Linked DNA regions of Homo sapiens: region 2 is linked to region 1. A link is a loop called in an ENCODE intact Hi-C map of the cell type or tissue named here. Cell type or tissue: CD14-positive monocyte. All regions are shown on one strand. Each heading gives the region's core, and the rest is flanking DNA. Links, peaks and the distances in the headings are about the cores only. Region 1 has its middle 12 kb from the start of LL22NC01-81G9.3. Region 2 holds the start of CSF2RB (colony stimulating factor 2 receptor subunit beta).

Evidence for each region. A loop is a pair of places that touch in the nucleus more often than their neighbours do. Peaks named below come from ENCODE experiments on the same cell type or tissue, not always from the same donor. Only the 100,000 strongest peaks of a DNase experiment are listed, where the experiment ranks them.
Region 2: it touches region 1 in a loop (1.9-fold over the local background); 2 of 110 quality-filtered maps call a loop at or near these places.

Annotation. Positions count from the first base shown.
Region 1 is chr22:36,971,139-36,983,454 of GRCh38, reverse strand. No RefSeq gene overlaps it. Among named protein-coding and RNA genes, the nearest start is that of LL22NC01-81G9.3, 12 kb to the right of the region's middle. RefSeq lists cis regulatory regions at 791-1,390, 2,406-2,733. In CD14-positive monocyte, for the core only: CTCF peaks have their summits at 4,988 and 5,195 (motif pointing right); DNase peaks (open chromatin) are centred at 5,264 and 5,924; H3K4me3 peaks cover 978 bases; H3K27ac peaks cover 738 bases.
Region 2 is chr22:36,906,117-36,918,432 of GRCh38, reverse strand. CSF2RB (colony stimulating factor 2 receptor subunit beta) reads right to left here and starts at 4,805. Exons shown (of 14, transcript NM_000395.3): 1 at 4,756-4,805. RefSeq lists an enhancer at 6,271-6,972. In CD14-positive monocyte, for the core only: no CTCF peak of the experiment used is centred there; DNase peaks (open chromatin) are centred at 4,862 and 5,172; H3K4me3 peaks cover 2,198 bases; H3K27ac peaks cover 2,500 bases.

The DNA of each region.
Region 1 (12,316 bases), core at 4,087-6,586:
CACTTGAGGTCAGGAGTTTGAGACCAGCCTGGCCAATATAATGAAACCCCGACTCTACTAAAAATACAAAAATTAGCTGGGTGTGGTGGCGGGTGCCTGTAATCCCAGCTACTTGAGAGGCTGAGGCACGAGAATCACTTGAACCCAGGAGGCGGAGGTTGCAGGGAGCCGAGATCACACCACTGCACTCCAGCTTGGGTGATAGAGCAAGACTCAGTCTCAAACAAACAAACAAACAAACAAAAGTCCAGAGGAGGCAGTTTACATGGAGATTTTCATATTTGCTGCTAGTCATTAAATTCTTCCTAATTATGAAGCGGGAGAGATATTTTAAAGCTGGGTGAAGGAGAAGGAAAAGCTGCAGATGCATTTGGTAGGATTTGGGGAAAAGCCAGGCAACTTCTTCAAATAAATTAACCCGAGATAATTACAGGCTGACTTGAGGTCCACAGTCCAAGCAGGGCTTCTTGGACTGTAGACTTGAAGTCTTTATAACACTGTGCTCCCTCCCTGAGGAAGAACAAGAGGAAAAAGGCTGGGAGGTCTTTAGAGACCCCTATCTGCACCTCCCTGTTTAACAAATGGGGAAACTGAGGCCTGCATGGACAATAAAGTGAACTGTCAAGGTCCCAAAGCATGTGAGAGGAAGACACAGAATTGAGCTCAGGTGTTTCGGCTTCCTTTGGGGCACCCTCTCAGTGACCTTGCTGCCCTGGCTAATTCAATGCAGGGTGGCCAGAACCAGGACTCAGCTCTGGATGCCAGCTCAGCTGCCAAACAGCTGTGAGACCCTGGGCAAGAGGCCTCCTCTGAGCCTCAGTTTCCTCATTTGTAAACTGGGGATAGTCAGAGAATCTACCTTATGGGGCGGTTGTGAGGGTCTAGGGGCTCCTGGGATGAAGCGCCTGCCATAGTACCTGGCGTGGAAGAGGGGCTGGATAAGTGTGATTTAGCCTTAGTATATTTCCCACATACCTCAGCCACCCAGAAATGATCAGAAACAAAGAAAGGACAAAGGAGAAACCGTTTCAGTTTAGCCGCAGGAAAGCTGAGAAGGGAGATGAAGGATATCTGTAGGGACAGAAATTAGACCCTAGGGTGGAGTCTGGGCCGGGCTTTGCCTGCAGGGGGCAGATAAGCATATTACACATTGCCCAGCTGAGAATAAAAACCAAAGCCCCTCCAGAACAGTCCCTGGGGACCAAGCCACATGGCTGGGGAAGAGCCTCAGAGTTTGGGTTCCCTAAAAGCAGACCCCGGAACAAGGATTCCCATGCAAGGGTTTACTTGGGAACCCTCATGAGGAGATGCAGGGAGGGGAGTGGGGAAGAGAGAGAAAGAAGGAAGCCAATCAAATGTACACAACTGGCCGGGTAGGGCGGCTCACACCTGTAATCCCAGCACTTTGGGAGGCCGAGGCGGGCAGATCACCTGAGGTCAAGAGTTCGTGACCAGCTTGGCCAACATGGTGAAACTCTGTCTCTACTAAAAATTCAAAAATTAGCCAGGCGCGGTGGTGGGCGCCTGCAATCCCAGCTACTCGGGAGGCTGAGGTAGGAGAATCGCTTGAACTTGGGAGGCAGAGGTTGCAGTGAGCTGAGATCATGCCACTGCGCTCTAGCCTGGGAGACAGAGAGAGACTCCATCTCAAAAAAAAAAAAAAAAAAAAAAAAAGAAAGAAAGAAAGAAAGAAAAAAAAAGTACACGATGACGGAAATTACCCCTGGAACTTAACTCCCCCCAGGAACTCTAGGAAGCATGTAGAATCTGTAGAACCTCAGAGCTATCGGGGCGTTGGGGTAGGGCTGCCCCCATGGCAGGGGAGGGCTGCACCTCCTTGGCACTCGCAGCCTTGGGGCAGGCTCTGCTCCAGCGGCGGTGGCAGTAGCGTGTGTCCCTGTCATAGGAGGCCAGTGTGGGCGCTGGCGGCAGGAGTCAGGGGGAGCACCCTGAATGGTCCAGGTGGCAGAGTGGGTGTCAAAGGGAAACACAACCGACATGAGTGCAGGCAGTGGAAGTGGAGGCAGATTTGGTTCAGCAGGGGAAAGAGCTGAGCTCTGTTCCAGCTTCTGCAGAGGTGGCTGGGCAGACGTTTGAAAGAAAGAACGTGGGAGCTGGGAAGACAGCAGGCACTCAAGTGAACAGCGATGAGGGCTGGGCAGGGTCGGAGCCATCCCGCCAGTTGTGTCTATGTCTGCAAGCTGGCAATGATCTCAGCTGGGATTCAGTTCACCCAGAGACAGGGAGACAGAGGCCCTGTCCTTCCTGAGGATTCCATTTCAAAGGAACAACTTTCAGGCCGCTCCTGCGCTGTAGAAGATGCACACATATCTCAAAGGGACCAGGGAGGGATTCATCATCGTAAGCTGTTCTTAGGTTAATTTTCTAAGAAAGAGAGGCCAGGGCTGGTATAATTTGGGTATGTGTTTGTTGCCTCCCAAATCTCATGTTAAAATGTGATCCCCAATGTTGGAAGTGGGGCCTGGTGGGAGGCGTTTGGGTCATGGGGTGGGTCCCTCGTGGCTCGGTGCTGTTCCCGCAGTAGGAGTGAGTACTTGTGGGATCTGATTGGGTAACTGTGTGGCCCCTCCCCCCTCACTCTCTCGCTCCTGTTTTCATCATGTGACAGACATGCCTGCTCCCGCTTCGCCTTCTGCCATGAGTTAAAGTTCCCTGAGGCAGCTGGCTCATGACTGTAATCCCAGCACTTTGGGAGGCCGAGGCAGGTGGATCACGAGGTCCGGAGATCGAGACCATCCTGGCCAGCATGGTGAAACCCTGTCTCAACTAAAATACAAAAAAATTAGCCAGGCGTGGTGGCACGTGCCTGCAGTCCCAGCATCTCGGGAGGCTGAGGCAGGGGAATCGCTTGAACCTGGGGGCAGAGGTTGCAGTGAGCCGAGATCCTACCACTGCACTCCAGCCTAGCGACAGAGCAAGACTCCACCTCAAAAAAAAAAAAAAAAAAAAAAAGATTCCCTGAGGCTTCCCTAGAAGCAGATGCCAGCATGCTCCTTCCTGTATGGTCTGCAGAACTGTGAGCCAATGAAACCTTTTTTCTTATGAATTAACGGCCAAATACAGGGACCTATTGTCAGGCATTGGCTAGAACAAAAACAGTCAATTCTCCAGGTAATGTTGAGCTTTCTCAAGCAGCATTATTTATCTATTTATTTATTCATGTATTTATTTTTTTAGAGACAAGGTCTCATTCCCTCACCCAGGCTGGAGTAGTTGTGCAATCATAGCTCACTGCAGCCTCCAACTCCTGGGCTCAAGTGATCCTCACACCTCAGCCTCCTGAGTAGTTGGGACTGCAAGTGCATGCCACCATGCCTGGCCTTTTTTTTTTTTTCAGACAGAGTTTCGCTCTTGTCACCCAAGCTGGAGTGCAGTGGCACGATCTTGGCTCACTGCAACCTCCGCCTCCCAGGTTCAAGTGATTCTCCTGCCTCAGCCTCCTGAATAGCTGGGATTACAGGCAACCACCACCACGCCTGTCTAATTTTTTGTATTTTTAGTAGAGACAGGGTTTCACCATGTTGGGCAAGCTGGTCTCTAACTCCTGACCTCAGGTGATCCGCCTGCCTCAGCCTCCCAAAGTGCTGGGATTACAGGTGTGAGGGCCATTTTTTTTTTTAAGGTACAGATGGGGTCTTGCTATGTTGCTCAGGCTGGTCTCAAATTCTTGGGCTCAAGTGATCCTCCCTCCTGAGCCTCCCAAAGTGTTGGGATTATAGGCAGGAGCCACCGCACCCAGCCTCAGGTGACATTTTAATGGGGAGAGGATGGTGGTGCTGGAGTCATCCAAGGGACACGTCCTGATGCTGTTAGGAGCCAGCTAGAGTTTGGTCTTCCCTTAGTGCTGAGGTTAGGAGAGAGTTTTTCTGTGCCAAGAGCCCTGCAGTTCAGTGGGTGGGACCTGACAACTCCTCTTATAGGAAGACACCCTCTTGCTAGTCTTTTTTTTTTTTTTTTTCTTTTTTGAGACAAAGTCTTGTTCTTTCACCAGGCTGGAGTGCAATGGCATGATCTCGGCTCACTGCAACCTCCACCTCTTGGGTTCAAGCGATTCTTCTGCCTCAGCCTCCCGAGTAGCTGGGAGTACAGGCACCCGCCACCACATCTGGCTAAATTTTGTATTTTTAATAGAGAGGGGACTTCACCATGTTGGCCAGGATGGTCTCGATCTCCTGACCCTATGATCTGCCTGCCTCGGGTTTACAGGCATGAGCCACTGCGCCCGGCCCCTCTTGCTATTCTTCAGCAGCCTTGGAGTGAGAAACCTGAGGCCCCTGTCCTTCCCTGGAACAGAGAAACCTGCTGTCTCACATGCATATATGCACACACACACACACACACACAAACACACTGTACATGAACTTACACACAGACATCTAAGGCCGGGCGTGGTGGCTCACACCTGTAATCCTAGCACTTTGGGAGGCCGAGGTGGGTGGATTGCCTGAGGTCAGGGATTGGAGACCAGCCTGGCCAACATAGTGAAACCCCATCTCTACTAAAAATACAAAAATTAGCTGGGCATGGTGGCGGGTGCCTGTAATCCCAGCTACTCGGGAGGCTGAGGCAAGAGAATCGCTTGAACCCAGGGGTGGAGGTTGCACTGAGCCCAAATTGAAATTGAACCACTGCACTCCAGCCTGGGTGAAAAAGCAAAACTCCGTGTAGAAAACAAAACAAAACGAAACAAAAACCAGACATCTAAGCACGTTTGTACAAGCAGGTGCACGCAAACATGATGCACACACACAAATATACATATTTGTACACATACACACCTAGGCACAGCATACGAAAGCATTGCTAACTTAAGTCCAAATACAAGGTTGCCAGTCGGCTTCATGGGCATGCAGCCTATAACCTGTGCAGTCCCAGACGGCTCATTCTCAGAGGGCGCTGCACTTGATTTAATGCCCTACTGTTACAATATTGAGATTCTTAATAATTTTTGAACAAGGGGCCCCCACATCTTCATTTTGCACTGGGCCCTGCATGTACAGATGCACACACAGGTGTTCTCTATCTCATTCTGTCTTGCCCTCTCCCCTATCTTGACTTCACATTGGAAGTTCCCACACATCTCCATCCTCAACTCTGAAATCCAAGGGCTTAAAATGAAAAGGGAAAACTGCAGCTGGGAGCGGCTGCCCCTGCGGAAGGGGGGTTGAAGTAATGTCTGTCGCTGACCTGTAGGTGGCAGCACAAGCCGAGCCAAGCCTCAGCAGCGGACCGGAAGGAAGGAGGCGGGGCTGGGAGGAGATGGGTGTCACCGCGTCACTGGTGCAATCCTTCTACAAACGGCACGGAGATTTCCCAAAGCACAAGATTCTGCGAGGGATTGTCTCACTAACCCATTCTTCTACCAATTCAGTTTTAACAGTTTTCTTTCTTTCTTTCTTTCTTTCTTTTTTAATTTTCTGATTACAAATGCAACATTTTTTATTATAGAGAATAGCGTCTAAACGAAAGTAAAAATCATCCATAATTAGATACTTTTTGGTTCTTTTTATTTACTTATTTTAGAGTCAGGGTCTCACTCGGTCACCCAGGCCGAGTGCAATGGCGAGATCTTAGCTCAATGCTGCCTCGAACTCCTGGGCTCAAGCGATCCTTCCGGGGACTACAGGTGTGCGCCACCAGACCTGGCTAACTTTTTTTTTTCTATTTCATCCCGTGGCTAACAATGCCTGACTTCCTGGGAACGCAGCCCAGTAGCCCAGCCCCTGTTCAAAATGGAGTCACTCTGGTTTGAATGCCTGTAACAGTTCCAGCTCCCCCTTGGACCTCTTTTCCAGCACCTCTGTCAGCCTGGCTTACTTAGTGCTCCTCTGGCCAGCTCTGCTCCGCTGCGGGGGCCGCTCTTGGAGGAGGTGTGCGTGTCCCATAGGGGCACCTACACTGCACAGCGCCCCCGTGAGGGAGATGCACTGGCTCAGCAGCTCCCCATACTGCCTCGGGTCCTGCCCTCCTCTAGGGCACACCCCACAGCCTTGGCCTGCTGGGGTGTTCTCACCCAGTTGTCTGCCCCCTTGGATGGGCTCTGCGTGGCCACTCACGCCTCACTCCCTTCCTTGGGGTCCACGTGCATTTTGGAAGCTCCTTCATCCTGTGGCGTCATGGGGTGGAAGTGTGGCAGCCCCACTAGCCTCCATCCCCCGTGGTCTCCCTCCAACCCTCTCCTCCCTATCAGAAGGCAGAGAGCACAGCAAGGTCCGGCAGGCACGATGGGTTGTTCTCACTGGGGAACAAAATGTGAGTCTCCCCTTAGTGAAGACCGCCAGGCTCTACCATTGCTCCTCTGGGAGATATCCTCACCTGGCTTGGGGCAGAGGAGCTCACCCCAGCTCCTTCTTCACGGTAAGGGGGAAGGAAAAGCCACAGTTTTTCTTACCTGGCCAAGCACTCACCTCTCTGACACTTCTTCCCTCTCTCTCTAGCCCAGGTCTCCCTGGCCCAGAGGAGGGCCAGAGTGTGTTAGTGAGGATGTGGGGTTGCAGAACCCTGAGAGGGCATCTGACCCCCACTGTTTATGGTTCTCTGCAGATGTGGGCTCTTTGATGACTCTTTATCTGAATTTGGAGTCTTGAAAGTCCCCCTTATCATATTGCTACACTAACCAGATGCCCACTGATGGGAGCTTCAGATATTTCCACCTTGGGACTATTACAAACCACACCCACGGAGCATCCTTGGACACATCTTTTCATGCTCATGTCAGAATCGTCACAGCTCAATGGATTCTTCTTGCCCGCTGCCCTAGAAGAAACCAATGAGAACGGGAGGTGTTGCCACCTAGAAAGAGTTTAATAATCACAGGGCCTGCCAAGCAAGGGGAACAGGGAGAAATTTTTCAAACCCATTTCCCTGAGAATTCAGAGGCTAGGGTTTTTTTTAAGGGTACTTTGGTGGGCAGGGGGTTGGGGAACTGGAACCGTTGATTGACTGGAGATGAAATCACAGGGGCATCTAAATCTGGCCGGGCACGATGGCTCATGCCTGTAATCCCAGCACTTTGGAGGCTGAGGTGGGCGGATCACTTGAGGTCAGGAGTTCGAGACCAGCGTGGCCAACATAGAGAAACCCCGTCTCTACTGAAAATACAAAAATTAGCTAGGTGTGGTGGTGCGTGCCTGTAATCCCAGCTACTCAGGAGGCTGAGGCAGGAGAATCCCTTGAACCTAGGGGGCAGAGGTTGCAGTGAGCTGAGATTGTACCACTGCACTCCAGCCCGGGTGGAGAAGACTCCGTCTCAATAAATAAATAAATAAATAAATCTGCCTTCACGCAGCTGAATCAGTTCCTGGGAGTTGGGGTGGGTTGTGGTGGGGGTGGGCAGTCTCAGAACAAAGTGGTATCTGTTGGTTTATCAAAATGCTAAATCTGAAAAATATCTCAAAGACCAGTTTTTTTAGATTTCACAATAGTGATGTCATCTATAGGAGTAGTTGGGGGAATTATAAATCTTGCCACTTAACCCCCAGTTAAGTGACTCTGGACAGTAAGCAAATTATAGAAAAACAAGCTAAGCACTGGGCAGTCATTGTTTAATTCTGCCTATTCCTTAGCAAAGTTCAAGCCTCTACCTTAATTCTACCCTTGTCTTATGAATGCAGCTTCAGTCTTTGGACAAGGAGAGGAGTGGTGGGGGGAATCAGTTTTCCTTGCCTGTAAGTTTAGCTATAAACTAAATTCCTCTCATAGTTTCTTGAACTCTGCACTAAAATAAGCAAAAAAGCAATTTAGCCTGTGAGGTTAGAAGCAAGACGGAGTCAGTCACATTAGTTTTCTCTAATTCATTACTTGTAATTATTATTATTATTATTATTATTTATTATTTTTTTTAGATGGAGTCTTGCTCTGTCACCAGGCTAGAGTGCAGTGGCGTGATCTGGGCTCACTGCAACCTCCGTCTCACAGGTTCAAGCGATTCTCCCGCCTCAGCCTCTCCAGTAGCTGGGACTACAGGCATGCACCACCACGCCCAGCTAATTTTTGTATTTATTTATTTATTTATTTATTTTGAGATGGTGTTTCACTCTTGCTGCCCAGGCTGGAGTGCAATGGTGCCATCTCGGTTCACTGGAACCTCCGCCTCCCAGGTTCAAGCAATTCTCTGCCTCAGCCTCCCGAGTAGCTGGGATTACAGGCGCCTGCCACCACGCCCGGCTAATTTTTGTATTTTCAGTAGAGACGGGGTTTCACCATCTTGGCCAGGCTGGTCTTCAACTCCTGACCTCGTGATCCGCCTGCCTCCGCCTCCCAAAGTGCTGGGATCACGGGTGTGAGCCATTCTGCAAAGGCAGTTTCAGTATTTCCGTGGGCTAGGTTTCTGAGAGTAATAGGGCATGTTTAGTTAAAATGTTATCGTGTAAGTTAACAAATTGCCTTCCAGAAACACACGAATTTGCACTGTCATGAGTGAGAGTGAGCATGCCCGTTTCCTCCTCTTCTCATGGACTTTTGCTGTCACTTGCTTTATTTTCAGTGATATGAGAGGTCTAATAGGATCACACAGTTGTTTCATTTTGCATTGCTTTATTAGTGAAATCGAGCACCTTTGCTCTGGAGGGCCTTGATTATGCTTGCAACCTTGGGAAGGGGATTCAGAGAGAGAGAAACAAACAGAGGGAACACGCTATTTGACAGCTCTGAAAATACAGTCCTCCAGAGCAAAAGGGCATCTTCGTTCTCCTCACAGGCACCGTCAGCCCTTATAGTCTATATCTCAGATAGGCAAATTCCTCCTGCCAGGTTTTAAAAAATATATTACTTTTGGCCAGGCACGGTGGCTCACACCTGTAATCCCAGCACATTTGGGAGACCCAAATGGTAGATCATTTCAGCGGATCATTTGAGGTCAGGAGTTTGAGACCAGCCTGACCAATATGGTGAAACCCAGTCTCTACTAAAAATACAAAAAAAATTAGCCAGGTGTTGGCCGGGCGCAGTGGCTCACGCCTGTAATCCCAGCACTTTGGGAGGCTGAGGTGGGTGGGTCACGAGGTCAGGAGATCAAGACCATCCTGGCTAACAAGGTGAAACTCCGTCTCTACTAAAAGTACAAAAAATTAGCCAGGTGTGGTGGTGGGTGCCTGTAGTCCCAGCTACTTGGGAGGCTGAGGCAGGAGAATGGCGTGAACCCGGGAGGCAGAGCTTGCAGTGAGCCGAGATCACGCCACTGCACTCCAGCCTGGGCAACAGAGCCAGACTCCATCTCAAAAAAAAAAAAAAAAAAATTAGCCACGTGTGGTGGCAGATGCCTGTAATCTCAGCTGCTCGAGAGGCTGAGGTAGGAGAATCGCTTGAACCCTGGAGGCAGAGGTTGCAGTGAGCCGAGATCCCGCCACTGCACTCCAGCCTAGGTGACATAGCAAGACTTCATCTCAAAAATAAATACATAAATAAATAAAATAAAAATAAAAATATATTATTTTTTATCCTCTTTCCATTCCTTCTTCGGTTTTCGTTGCTGTCTGCCCTAGTCCAGGGTCCAAGTGGCCATTGTGGGGAAGAGCCAAAGTCCTTCCATGACACTTTTTTTTTTTGAGACAGAGTCTTGCTCTGTTGCCAGGCTGGAGTGCAGTGGCACGATCTCGGCTCGCTGCAACCTCCACCTCCCAGGTTCAAGCGATTCTTCTGCCTCAGCCTCCTGAGTACCTGAGATTACAGCCACCTGCCACCACCCCCGGCTAATTTTTTGTAGTCTTAGTAGAGACGGGGGTTCAACATGTTGGCCAGGCTGGTCTCGAACTCCTGACCTCAGGTGATCTACCAGCCTCGGCCTCCCAAAGTGCTGGGATTACAGGCGTGAGCCACCGTGCCCGGCCTTCCATGACACTTTTAAGACTACTGTTAGCATTCAGAGGGTGTAGGTCTGTTGGAGTCTTCAAAGCAGAACAGCTATAAGAGAAACCATCTCGATATACAGGATTGTCCGTGTCAATCCCCTGTCACCACCATTCCCTTTGAAGGTTTCCTCTGGATGGCAGAGACTTCCCAGAAGCCCCTTGTGTGGTTCTAGCTTTGTTCCCCAGTGAGAGGCTCTAGAGAAAGATCTAGAAGACAGGAGAGAAGGAGAGGACACTGTCTTCTGAAGGTGCCAGTAGCCAAGTGTGGGGCAAGTGAGATGCCCAGCCCCTCCCTTGGGAGCTCTTGAAAGCCATCCTTGCCCATTAGTGGCAGCTTCTCCCACCCACTGGCGGCTTCTCTGGCTTTTGCTCTGCATGCTCTTTCCACAGTTGTTTTGGTTTTAAAAGGGGTTTTTGGAGACCAAATATTTGAATATAGGAATCTGGAATTGTTCTTTTCATCTTTTTAGATTTGAAGGCCACAGTGACTTCATTGCCAGTAGAAAGTGAGACACTAGCCGTTCATGACATGCTTTGACAAATCAGTTACCTAAATTAGCATCTGTAATTGCCTGGGGTCAACTGCCTATGGCAAGCAAGGCCTTGGGACATCAAGTAGCTATTGCAATATAAGATTCTTATATTAGATTCTTCTTGTAGAACCGGCGGGATTTTTCTGACCATACTGGAAAAAGTGGAGGAAAAATAAAGAGACAAATTTAGGACTGTAAATTTCCAGCTGAAGGCAGAGATAGACCACCAGAGAATTATTAGATTACTCTGAAAGAACTCCTTATTTCTTATGGTCACAGGGCCAAGATTTCTTTTCTCTATCTCTCTCTCTCAGTCTCTCTCTCTTTTTTTTTGGAGTATAGTGGCGTGATCACAGCTCACTGCAGCCTTTACCTCCCAGGCTCAAACGATCCTTCCATCTCAGCTTCCCAAGTGGCTGGGATCTCCAGGTGCGCACCACCAAACCTGGCTAATCTGAAAAATTTTTTGTAGAGATGAGGGTCTCCCTGTGTTGCCCAGGCTGGTCTTGAGCTCCTAGGCTCAAGTGATCCTCTCACCGTGATCTCCCAAAGTGCTGGGATTACAGGCAGGGCCAGGATTTCTAAAAACCAAACTCCAAGTAAAATAAAATACAAATTTAATTCATGACCTTGCTAGATCTCTTCTGTAACAAGGGATTAATTGGGAAGGAGAGAGACTCTAAGAATTAGAAGTGGAAATTTGGGCAGATTTTGATAAATCTGAATACCTTGAACCCCAGACTTCATCTCCCTAGTCATCAATAGCAGCTCTTTTCCCTACTGGAGATCAATCTTCTTTTGCCTCAAGACTTTAATTAACTCACCTGAGGCTGCTGCCCTGAAGGGACTGTTGATTTTACTCCCACCTTTTATTATTTTCAGAACCATAACATCCTGGCAGACCCTCGGGTAATGACGACCAAAGCTGATCTGGGAGGAGGCATTCAAACAATTGCAAGACCTTTGCCAATTTATAATGTCAGAATCCTGAGGAATACGTGAAGGAATGAATTTCAGGCTGCGAGACCAGGGCAGAAGGAACATAACGTTGAACAAACAGAACTGATGAAGCTGGAAGCGCTGGCTGGAGAGCCTGGCTTCAATCTGTCAGACGGAGCAGCTGGGGGCTGCTCTCATAGCTCACTGGGTGCTGCAACCCCAACCCAGGGCCCGTGGTCCATTAAATGCAGTCAGGATGCAGGCATTTACCTTGCTATATCATAGAGGAGGGGATTCAAGGCTTAGGCAGATAGGAACGTTGAAGTGTATTTATGGTGCGCAACCTGCTCAGCCTTCCCGGGGGATGATACAGAGGATGCTGTCTTCATTAAGCCTTTTTAAAAATACTTTGGTGTGATGAGACACAGTGAGGCCTATTGGGGATGGAGAAACCTAGTTCCAATCGGTCACCCGGGGACAGGGAGCTACACTACGGTGCAGATGTGCAGCTGCACAGAGACAAAAATATTATGTAATGAGCATGCGGAATGCCTGCTCAGAGTGAATTGTTGTTAGAACAAGTTTATAACAAGACATAATTTATAACGATGTGCAAACGCTTGCTGGCTGCTAGATGAAATACACAGTTAGCCTGTAAAATATCTTACCAAAACCAGTTCAACGGGAAATAGAGGCTGAGCACGTTGGCTCACGCCTGTAATCCAGCACTTTGGGAGGCCAAGGTAGGCAGATCGCTTGAACCCAGGAGTTCAAGACCAACCTAGGCAACATAGTGAGACTCTGTCTCTACAACAAAGAAAACCCCCCAAAAAACAAATAAATAGTCAGGCTTGGTGACGTGTACCTGTAGTATCAACTACCCAGGAGGCTGAGATGGGAGGATTGCTCGAGCCCGGGAGGTCAAGGCTGCAGTGAGCCATGATCATGCTTTTGTACTCCAGCCTGGGTGACAGA
Region 2 (12,316 bases), core at 3,446-5,945, 64 kb after region 1:
GCTTCCAGAAGAAAACAAATAGGATACTTTGAATGCAACAAGGGTCAGATTGGCTAAAGATTTCACATAAGAGACTCTGAACTTTAAATAGATGTCTTGAAAATACCAAGGGAAAATTATGCTTAAACCTAGAATCACAAAATGCCAAGTTTTCTTTGACATTTAAAGGACACAAAAAATTTTGAGTATGTAAGGACAAAGAAAGTTTTTCAGATCTTTTCTGAAAGAAATTACTCTAGGTTATATTTCAGGAAAAAAAAATCCAAGAAAGCTGAAATACTGAGGTAAATAAACCTGTAACACTTACAGATAAGTTAAAGAAGAATATTGAACTAAAACTCAGATGATTTTAATGTGGGAGTTTGCTGTGAGGCTGGGGTGGAGAATGGAAGAGAACTGAAAACTTGCTAAAGATCTCCTCTTGTTTTGGAAGATCATATATGTGCTAAATAAACCCAAATGCTGGTAGCAAATATGGTTTCTTTAAAAAAAATACTATTTTTTTTTTTTGAGACAGAATCTCACCCCATCACCCAGGCTGGAGTGCAATGGCATGATCTCGGCTCACTGCAATCTCTGCCTCCGGGGTTCAAGCGACTCTTGTGACTTAGCCTCCCAAGTAGCTGGGACTACAGGCATGCACCACCACGCCTGGCTAGTTTTTGTATCTTTAGTAGAGGCTGGGTTTCACCATGTTGGCCAGGTTGGTCTCAACTCCTGGCCTCAAGTGATCTGCCCACCTTGGCCTCCCAAAGTGCTGGGATTACAGGCGTGAGCCACTGTGCCCGACCCAGAAAATATAAGTTCAATACATTTTAAATCCCTAAAAACATAAAGATTAAAAATCACTAAGAATGAAGAGTAAGCATGGGGACAGGAGGATGACAGAGAAGGGATGGGAGGGACAGAGAAAGGAAGAGAGAGAAAAGAGAAGAGAAAAACCAAACACCTTCTTACTCAAAATAAACATGCACATATTACATTCCCAAGCTCATGAAGAAATTGAATGGCAGGGATAAACATTCCCAAGCTTATGAAGAAATTGAATGGCAGGGATAAAAACTAGGGGGGAAAAGCAAAATACAAATTCACTCCAGACAAAAACAATTTCATAGGTCAACCTGACAAAGACTTTTAAAAGAAGAAGACATCATGGCCAAGTAGAGGGTACTCCATACATGGAAGGAGAACCCTTAAGAAACCTATTTATGATTCAAACAAACAGATGAACGGATTAAAAGGGAAAAAAGGATAAGCTGATCTTGACAGACACTCCTAAATATTTAATAATAAACAAGACATTTCTGGTTAAATGAACAAACAAACCCTGGCAAATGAAGCAGTGGCGGAAACGTTGGCATCACTGAAAGTCTGCCAGAAACCAAAGGCGATGACAGAGTCAAGGGGGCACGTTAGTGTCCTCCTGTCAAAGCCTCACACAGGAGGCTCTCACTATTGTCTTTACTTCCAGTGGTCAATGTCCCTCAGATCATCTCTAAATTCAATGCAATCAACATGAAAATTCCAAAAAGGAATTTAATGGGCTTGGCAAACTGATTTTTATTTTTATTTTTGAGTTGGAGTCTCACTCTGTTGCCCAGGCTGGAGTGCAGTGGCGTGATCTCGGCTCACTGCAAACTTTGCCTCCTGGGTTCAAGCAGTTCTCCCACTTCAGCATCCCAAGTAGCTGGGATTACAGGTGCACACCACCAAACCCGGCTAATTTTTCGTATTTTTAGTAGACATGGGGTTTCACCGTGTTGGCCAGGCTGGTCTTGAACGTCCAACTTCAAGGGATCTGCCTGCCTCAGCCTCCCAAAGTGCTGGGATTATAGGCATGAGCCACTGTGCCTGGCCTTGGCAAACTGATTCTAAATTATAACAAACCAGAGATGAGAGACTTGCTCCATTCGTTAGAAAAATAATAAGGAATGTAGTGACAGCCAAATGGAAGAGAAAACAATAAAGAAAATAACGAAGTATGTATAGAAGCCTAGGATGTAATAGGGGCACTTCAAATCATTGAAGAGAGGAGAAATCACACACTCATAATTAGCAATGTTAAGACAATTAGATGGTAATTATTTTTAAAAGTTACTTTACACATTACTCACTTCTCTAAATTCTAGGTGGGCTAAAAATCTCAAAGTCAAAACCAAAATAGTAAAATTATTAAAACTCTTTCTGTAATCTTAGAGGTTTCAAGACACCAAACCAGAAACCATAAAGTAAAAAGAGGTTTACAAGACACCTGTGATCTTAGAGGTTTACAAGACACCAAAATCAGAAACCATAAAGTAAAAAGTAATGACAGGTTTGACTTAACAATGAAAACATTTTTATATGACATAAGACATCTTAAACATGGTAAAGAAAAAGATAAGTCATAACCTGGGAGAATATATTTTCAACATATATAAATGGATTATTAATACACGTAATAAATGAGTCACTCCAAAAGTTAAGATGTAAAAGAGAATTCAACAGGAGATGAACAAAAATTTCTCCACATTCATCATAAATGAAATCCAAAAGGCCAATCCACATATAGAAAATGTACAACTTCACCCATAATCAGGGAAAGAAAAAAATCACGCGACATTGAGAATTTCCATACATAATATTGGACAAAATTAGAAGATTGATAATTTCTCTAAAGGTAAATTGGACCCTTTATGCACTACCTTGGGGACGTCAGCTTAGCTCAGCTACTTTGAGGCTGATTTGACAATACCTATTATAATTTCTAACGCACAACCTCTGCACAGCAATTCTGCATTTAGTAATTTAGGCTACAGAAACACTTTCACAGATGTGGAAAAATTAGAAACAATCTAGGTGTCGATCAACGTGAGATTAGATGAATTGTGGTGTACCCATCCTAATAAATGCCACATATTTCTTAGGGTTACTTAACGAGTTAAATCTGTATGTATTATTGTAGAAATTTGGAAATATTCCAAAATACAATATTAAGTGAAAAAATTAGGAATATATATATATATATATAAATAAAATAATCCCATTTCTGTAAAAAGAAAAACTACCATCCTGGCACAGTGGCTCAAGCCTGTAATCCCAGCATTTTGGGAGGCTGAGACAGGCGGATCATCTGAGGTCAGGAGTTCGAGACCAGCCTGGCCAATATGGTGAAACCCTGTCTCTACTAAAAATACAAAAATTAGCCACGTGTGGTGGCTCATGCCTGTAATCCCGGCTACTCAGGAGGCTGAGGCAGGAGAATCACCTGAACCCGGGAGGCAGAGGTTGCAGTGAGCCAAGATTGCACCACTGCATTCCAGCCTGGGCGACAAGAGTAAAACTCTGTCACAAAAACAAAACAAAACAAAACAAAAAACAAACAGGAAAAGAAAAACTATATGCTTGTATCATGCTTAGAAAATGTTCTGGAAGAATACATGTGGTGAAAAGAATAAGCTATGGAACTAGGGAAAAGAAATTGCTGGGGACTTTGTCTCTTGTGCTACATAATTCTAGATTATTCTAATTTTCATGAAGGTAGGTTTCTGTGTAGTTGCTTGTTTAGCATTAAATACATTCCTTATACAACTCATGAATTATCCTGTGGTGTTGGTATATCTGTATACTGGAACAATATAAATAAAACTGCTGGATGAAAAAAAGAGTGACCAAAAGCTAATAGGAAATGTTTACTCATTATAAAATGATTACAAAGCAGGAAAGATGATAGAAAAAAATTAGAATTGGGCTGTACAAAAATATAACAGCAGGGTTTTTGAAGACTAAAAATTGCACATATGCAGCTTGTCGCTAGCACCTGTCTGACAAGGTCCCAGTGAAACACCTGCCCTTTCATTCTCAGGGCCAGTACACACACCTGCACACACCCTGAAGCAGGCACCCCAGATACCCACCCACCCAGCCAGCATACTTGGGTACAGAACACACACACCTGGGCCCCAACCCAAATCAGCAACCCAAATCAGCAGGGCAGAGTGTCATAACTAAAAAGACAGACAGACAGAGAGAGAGACTGAGAGAGAGAGAGAGAGAGAGAGAGATTGCTGGATAGTGCCTGGTATGTCTCTGGGCAAAGTGCTGGGCTCTTTCTCAAGTTCAAAGTGAGCTTCTCAAGCCACACCGCACCCAGCTCTGGGCCTCAGCGCAGCAAGCTTCCAGGTTTCACCCTCTGCCTCTTAGTCTCTCTGCACTCCTGCATCCCCAGACATCCGCACATGCACATACACACACAGGCACACACACAAATGCACACACGGGCAAACACACGAGCATGCGTTCTCTCTCTTTCTAAACCAAGATGTCAGGGACTATCCATGCTCCCCATTCCACAGATGAGGAGACAGAAGCCCAGGGTGGACAGGGGGTGCTCTCACTACCACCAGCATCTTAGTGACAAAGCGAAGACAGACTATAGGTGCCTGACTCCCAGGCCTGAGCTCTCTTCACCCCACTAGGCGTCCTTCCCACCAGGACCAACCAGATCCCGCTAGCGAGGCTGAGTCCTCCCCAGAGCTCTCCTACAACACCCAAGCAGCTTGGCACCCCTGGCTGCCTCCCCATCCACTGGCCGCCCTAGGAGTCTGGGCTCAGGTCATCCTAAGAGGCCAAGCCCTAACTCCTCCAAGTCCCCAGGGCACAGCTACCCACAGGACGCCCCCCAGGCTCCCCCTGTCCTTTTTCATCCTGGACTCCCCACATTCCCCCCTGCTCTGACCCCACCCCTCAGCCCTGCTCCTGGACGCCGGGCCATACCTCTGTGTGGTGGGAGAGACCAGTCTTCTTCTGGAGCCTCTAGGCAGAGTGAGCCTCCCACGTTTCCTATTTATGTTGATGTCATCAGGAAACAGAGAAGCAGAAAGAGGAAGCAGTGCCGGCCCAGGCCTACTTTGCTAATAGTGCACGTGACTTTTCTTACTTCCAGAAAGCCTCCTACTCCAATTTACCTTCCTATAAACTCCTAGGCCTCCTTCAAGCCTCAGCTGACGCAGGGCCTCCTCCATGCAGCCTTCCCTGACTGCTTGATGGGGATGCAGGTGGAAGTGGCTGCAATAACCATAGCTGGTTTGAGCCCAGAGCCAGACAGATCTGTGTTGGACTTCCAAGTCCACTGCTTCTTAAAGCGTGTCCTTGTGCAAATCATCTGCGTGTTACTTCCCCAAGCCTCGGGACATCCATCTGTCTGTTACTTTTGCAGAAGCATCTACAAACCTGGAAGGACTGTTGAGGGAATCCAGTGAGATTCTGTGCAGGAAGACCTTAGCTCAGAGCTGGCCACAGGAGAACCCCCTACAAGTGGTAGCTGGTGGCATGTTGATTTCCCCGATGTCCTCTTTGCCCTGCCGCCCCACCCCACCATGTGTCATATGGTCATGTGTGTTCATGGCTGTCTTTCTTCTGACACTATCTTCAGTGCTGGCTTGTGTCCGGCTTGCACTTCCCTCCCAAATACCTAGCACATGGCCTGGTACAGAGGAGAAATTGCACCTTTGACTGTGTGCAAATGAATAGATGAATGAATGAATGAATGAATGAATGAATGAATGAATGAGTGGCTCCCTGAGCACAGCAGGGCCAGCAGAATTAAGGTCAGGTGAGTGAGGCAGTCTCTCGTGCTCAAAATTTAAACAGGCATTTAAAAATTCAGTAATTGTTGTAAGTAATATTTTAATGCAATATGGTTTAAAAAAATCCCAACTGATGCAGAAACTATTCACGGTGAACCAAATATGAAAAGTTTGAATAAAGACAAGATGAATCACAGTGCCAAGACACAACAAAACGCAGTCATATTTCTCCTACATGGGGCTGCCTCCCAGGAGAAAGGGCAGCAGGCAGGAATGAGGGGAATGGAGGGCAAGAATGAGGGGAATGGAGGAAATGGAGGGGCAGGAACCTGCCTCGAAGCCACTGGAATTCTGGCCTGATTGTTGTTCTTTGCTTTCCTCCTACCAGGAAGGGCAGGGTTGGCCAGGAAGAGCTGGCAGGGCCTCACCCTAGCAGAGAAAGCCCAGGGTAGAGGAAGGCATGTGTGGTTCTCTCAGGCACTCCGGTCAGTGTGAGGTCCCTGCCTGGCATGGAAAAACCCTGCAGGGGCTTCTCCAGGGCTGGAGAGGATGGAATTAAAGTGACGTCCCGGGCTCTCTTTTCTCCCAGGTGTCCCCACTCTGCCTGTCTTTGCTGAGGTCCTCTGTGGGACTGGGAGGCTGCGGGCCTGGATGCCCTCAGGAGCACAGAGGATGCTGTCTGGTGGAGAAACGAAGAACCCGAGACTCTGAGTCAAAATCACTCCGGACACCAGACCCAAAATGTGAAGGAGCTTTAGGAACACCTCAGCCAATTCACTTGACTGACCCTTTCCTTTTAAAAGTCATCATAGAGCAGCAGGGGATAAAAATCTACATTTGAATGAGTCTAACAGAGTTCTCTCAATAAGTATTAAAAGTTCTAAGCGAGAAGAATCACACCGTCAGGAATTCATTGAATGTTTTCGTTTGTTTGTTTGTTTTTTCCTTCAGTGGTATGTAAAATACCGTGTCTTGCAATTGACGATCTTTTAGAGACTAAGAAACCCAAGAAAATGTTGGCAAGAACGTAGTACTCATAATGACCAGGGCTTGAGCATTTACGCTGTGAGCAGACCTTCGGCTGGGGGCTTCTCCATCTCTTCCCAATAACCTTTATGTAGCTGTTACTGTCTTCACCTTACAGATGAAGAAATTGAGGCATGAAAAGGAAGATAACTTGTTGAAAGTAGTAACTCGTATATGTTAACATTGCATTTTTTTCCATTTCCATTTTTATTCTGAAACTATTTCAAAATACAGAGCGTTAAAGGAATGATACAAAGAACTCTCACATACCCTTCATGTGGAAACCCCCTTTGAGTTTCGCTAAGCTTCTCAATAATGGTTTTGTAACAAGAAAATCCATCCGGGACTTTGCATTCTCTCTAAATGCATGGCTCTTAGTTGCCATGTCTTTCGGGCCTCCAGTTTGAAACAGATGCCTTGTTTTTTCCTCGACATCTCGAAGACTGCAGGTTGGTTGTTTTGAATAATGTCCCTCGATTTGGCTCTGTCTGATGATTAGAACTGGGTTATGCTTTTTTGGCCAAAATAGCACAGAAGTGATGCTGGATTATTCTTGGTGAGTCCTATTAGCTTTCATTGTCAATCTGTCCCATCACTAATGTCGTTCGCTCTGATCATTTGATTAACTTGACACCAATCAAGTTTCTCTATTGTAAAGTTACTTCCCCTTCCACATCGTAATTTATAAGCATTTGGTAGGGAGATACTTTTAAGCTTTCTCATCCCACTCCCACACTTGTATAATTTCAGTATGCAATGATGTTCCTTAATTTAATTAAACATTATCATGATGATCATTGCCAAATGGTGACTTTTAAAAATTCTGTCATTCAGAAGTCCTAGCCAGAGCAATCTAACAAGAGAAAGAAATAAAAGACATCCAAATAGGAAAAGAAGAAGTCAAACTTTCTCTCTTCCTTGATGATATGATTTTATACCTAGAAAACCCTAAAGACTCCACCAAAAGTCCCCGGGAACTGATGAACAACTTCTATAAAGTTGGAAACAAAATCAATGTGCACAAATCAGTAGTATTTCTGTGCACCAATAAAGTTCAAGCTGAGAGCCAAATCAAGAATGCAATCCCATTTGCAATAGTCACACACACACACACACAAATAAAATACTTAGGAATGCAGCTAAGCAAGGTCATAAAAGATCTCTACAAGGAGAACCACAAAGCACTGGTAAAAGACATCATAGATGACACAAACAATTGGAAAAACATTCCATGCTCATGGATTGGAAGAATCAGTATCATTACAATGGCCATACACCCAAAGCATTCCACAAACTCAATGCTATTCCTGTCAAACTACCACTGTCATTTTTCACAGAATTAGAAAAAACTATTCTAAAATTCATATGGAACCAAAAAAAAGCTCGAATAGCCAAAACAATCCTGAGCCAAAAGAACAAAGCCTGAGGCATCACATTACACAAATTAAAACTATACTAAGGCTACAATAATCGAAGCAGCATAGCACTGGTATAAAAACAGACACATAGACCAATGGAACACAGAAATAAAGCTGAATACCCGCAGCCATCTGATCTTCAACAAAGCTGACAGAAATAAGCAATGGGGGAAGCACTCCCTATTCAATAAATGGTGATACGATAGCTGGCCAGCCATACACAAAAGAATGAAACTGGACCCTTACCTTTCACCATATACAAAAATTAACTCAAGATGGATTAAAAGTTTAAATGTAGGACCTCAAATTATAAGAATCCTAGAAGAAAACCTAGGAAGCACCACTCTAGACATCATTCTTGGGGAAAAATTTATGACTAAGTTCTTAAAAGCAATTGCAATATAAACAAAAATTGACAAGTGGGTCCTAAGTAAACTAAAAAGCTTCTGCACAGCAAAGGACACTATCAACAGAGTAAACAGACAACCTACAGAATGGGAGAAAATATTCGCACACTGCATGCAGCAAGGGTCTAATATTCAGAATCTGTACAGAACTTAGGCAATTCAGCAAGCAAAAAATAAAATAAAATAAAATAACCCCAATAAAAAGTGGGCAAAAGAAATGAACAGACACTTCTCCAAAGAAGACATACAAGCAGCCAACAGATATGAAAAATGCTCAATATCACTAATCATCAGAGAGATGCAAATCAAAACCACAATGAGATGCTATCTCACATCAGTTGGAATGACTATTATTAAAAAGTCATAAAACAATAGACGCTGGTGAGGCAGCAGAGAAAAGCAAATGCTTATATGCTATTGATAGGAATGTAAATTAGTTCAGCCATTGTGGAAAGCAGTTTGGAGATTTCTTAAAAAACTTAAAGCAGAACAACCATTTGACCCAGCAATCCCATTACTGAGTATATATCCAAAAAGACACCTGTGCTCGTATGTTCATTGCGGCACTATTCACAATAGCAAAGACATGGAATCAACCTGGTTGCCCGTTAACAGTGGACTGGATAAAGGAAATGCGGTATATATACACCCACGGAATACTACACAGCCATAAAAAGAATGAAATATGTCCTTTGCAGCAGCATAGATGCAGCTGGAAGCCATTATCCTAAGCAAATTAATGCAGGAACAGAAAACCAAATACTGTATATTTTCACTTATAAGTGGGAGCTAAACATTGGGTGCTAATGGGCATAAAGATGGCAACAATAGACACAGGGAACTACTTAGAGGGGTGAGGCAGAGAGGCAAGGATTGAAGAACTAACTACCCGGGTACTACACTTACCATGTGGTTTGGGATATGAATTATCATTTTTCACAGAATTAGAAAAAACTATTCTAAAATGCTAAAGTATTATGAGATAACAAAGGGGCACGTACACCCCCTGAGTCTAAAATAAAAGTTGCTATTGTTAAATAAATAAATAAATAAAATGTCACCATTCCTTTTGTATTTAATAGTTGGCATTCTACCTAAGGAAGAGTTTGTTTTCCTTCTTGTGTTCTTTGTTAACTTATATAATCAGTGTGGACTCACGGATTTCTATTTTATTAAATGGCTTACAGTCAGTACCTACCATGATTTATTTTAATGCTCAAATCATGCCAACTTTGGCCAGTGACAGCTCCTTCAAATGGGCTCCTGTGTCCTTTTCAATGATCCCCATCGTTCTTTAAGACCTCCCTGACTTTCAGGCAGCATGAAATGCTCATCTCCTCTCCTATTTACCTTGCCCTGGGCTCGGACTTGGGAATTTTCTCCAAGGGGCTTGGGTTCCTCATAGTAGAGAATGGTATTTAGAGCCAAGATACACACACAAGGTGATCTTGCTCCCTGCTGCCCAAGTGTCACTGTCCTCAGGTCTCTCACTGGACAGAGCCAGAGAATGAATGAACAAATGCGTATATTGTACTTACAGCTATATTTTTTTTCTTTTTTTGAGACGGAGTATTGCTCTTGTTGCCCAGGCTGGAGTTCAATGGCACGATCTCGGCTCATTGCAACTTCTGCCTCCCAGGTTCAAGCCATTCTCCTGCCTCAGCCTCCCAAGTAGCTGGGATTACAGGCATGCACCACCACGCCCGGCTAATTTTTTTTTTTTTTTTTTTTGTAGAGACGGGGTTTCACCATGTTGGTCAGGCTGGTCTTGAACTCCTGACTTCAAGTGATCCACCTGCCTCGGCCTCCCAAAGTGCTGGGATTACAGGCTTGAGCCACCACGTCCGACCAGCTGTATTTATTTCTATACCTATCATTTTGAAAACCATGAGTTCACACTTATACTGCCAGTTCCAATCCAACACCACAGGGTTCTTTCTAGCTTTCTCTCTGTCTATATCTGTACCTCCCTTCTTATCTGTGTGAAACTACACTATTGTTGTCAGTGTATTTACATAGCTTCTCCCCTCCTCCTGCCCCACTGAATATAGCCCACTTCCATGCTGGGTTGGGTCCTGCCCTGTACTGACACCCTCTGTTATGAGGTTGGCTTGTGTCTCCCAAAAAGATATGCAGAAGTTCTAATCCCCAGTATGTCAGAATATGACCTTATTTGGAAATAGGGTCTTTACAGAAGTAATCAAGCTAAAATGAGGTCTTATGGGTGGGCCATAATCCAATATGACCGATGTCCTTATAAAATGGGGAAAGTGTGGACACGGAGACAGACAGCCCTAGAGATAAAACAACTGAAGACACACAGGAAGAAGAAAGTCATGTGACTGGAGGGATCCCACAAGTTAAGGATCACCAGGGATTGCCAGCAGCCACCAGAAGCTGGAAGAAGGCAGGAAGCATTCTCCCTGGAGACATCAGAGAGTATGGCGGTGCCAGCACCTTGACTTTGGACTTCTAGCCTCCAGAACAGTGAGAAAAGACATGGTTGTTATTCTAGCCACCCAGTTTCTGTTATGACAGCCCTAGGAAATTGACACACCCTCCTTGTTTGAGTCCTGGCTGCCCTTGGACTGCCTTCTGGCCCTTAGCAGACCTGCCCAGTGACTTTGACCGAAAAGGAAGAAAAAGAGAGAGGGAGTCTGGGATCAGAATATTAATACAGACCCATCTGCATCCAAAGGCTGTGTTCCTAACTCTTCTTTTTATAGGCTAATAGGCGAGACCAAAATAAGCCTATTAGCAAGCCGATCTTAGTAAGCTCTCAAGCAGGTGTTGGTGCACTCTGGTCTACACACCAAACATAGACTGCAGCCTCTTTTAGCTCAGCCCATGAGCTAAAAATGTTTTCTTTTTTAATTTTTAATGTTTTTAAAAATAGCAAAATAAGAATAATATTTTGTGATGTGGAAATTACATGAAATTCAAATATCAGTGTCCATAAATAGTTTTTTTTTTTTTTTTGAGACAGTCTCGCTCTGTCACCCTGGCTGGAGTGCAATGGCATGATCTCAGCTCACTGCAACCTCCGCCTCCGGGGTTTAAGTGATTCTCATGCCTCAGCCTCCCGAAGTCACTGTTGATGCTGCTAGAAGGGCCAGAGAGAGCCCAGGCTGGACAGGCAAAACCTGGCCTCGCCAGACTTCCAGAGCCTGCACAGAGTGTGTAGCTGAGAAGTCCGGATTCTGGTGCCAGACCGACTGCCTAGTGAGAAGCCTGGCACCACCGGGTCAGGTTAGTGCACTTTTTTTTTGTTTGTTTTTTGTTTTTGAGACAGAGTTTTGCTCTTGTCCCCCAAGCCGGATTGCAATGGTGCGATCTTGGCTCACTGCAACCTCTGCCTTTTGGGTTCAAGCGATTCTCGTGCCTCAGCCTCCCGAGTAGCTGGGATTGCAGGCACCTGCCACCATGCCCAGCTAATTTTTGTATTTTTAGTAGAGATGGGGTTTCACCATGTTGACCAGGCTGGTCTTGAACTCCTGACTGCAAGTGATCTGCCCGCCTTGGCCTCCCAAAGTGCTTGGGTTACAGGCATGAGCTATCGCACCCGGCCCATAAAGTTTTATTGGAACACAGCTACACTCATTCATTTTTGTTCTCTGTGGCTGCACAATGTTTTTGTGCTGCAGTGACAAAGTGAAGTCATTAAAGCAGATACTTTACGTCTGGCAAGGCCATATTTACTATCTGGTCCCTTACAGAAAAAGTTTGCCAGCCCTGTTCTAGCGTAGGCATTCAAACAGCATCCTATTGGAGTATGGGGAAAAGAGAGATGACTCAGTAAGGGAGGCATGGGAAGACTTCTAGGGGCAGTGACATGGGCACTGTGAAGGATATGAGATTTTGACATTTGTGGCCGGGTGTGGTGGCTCACGCCTGTAAT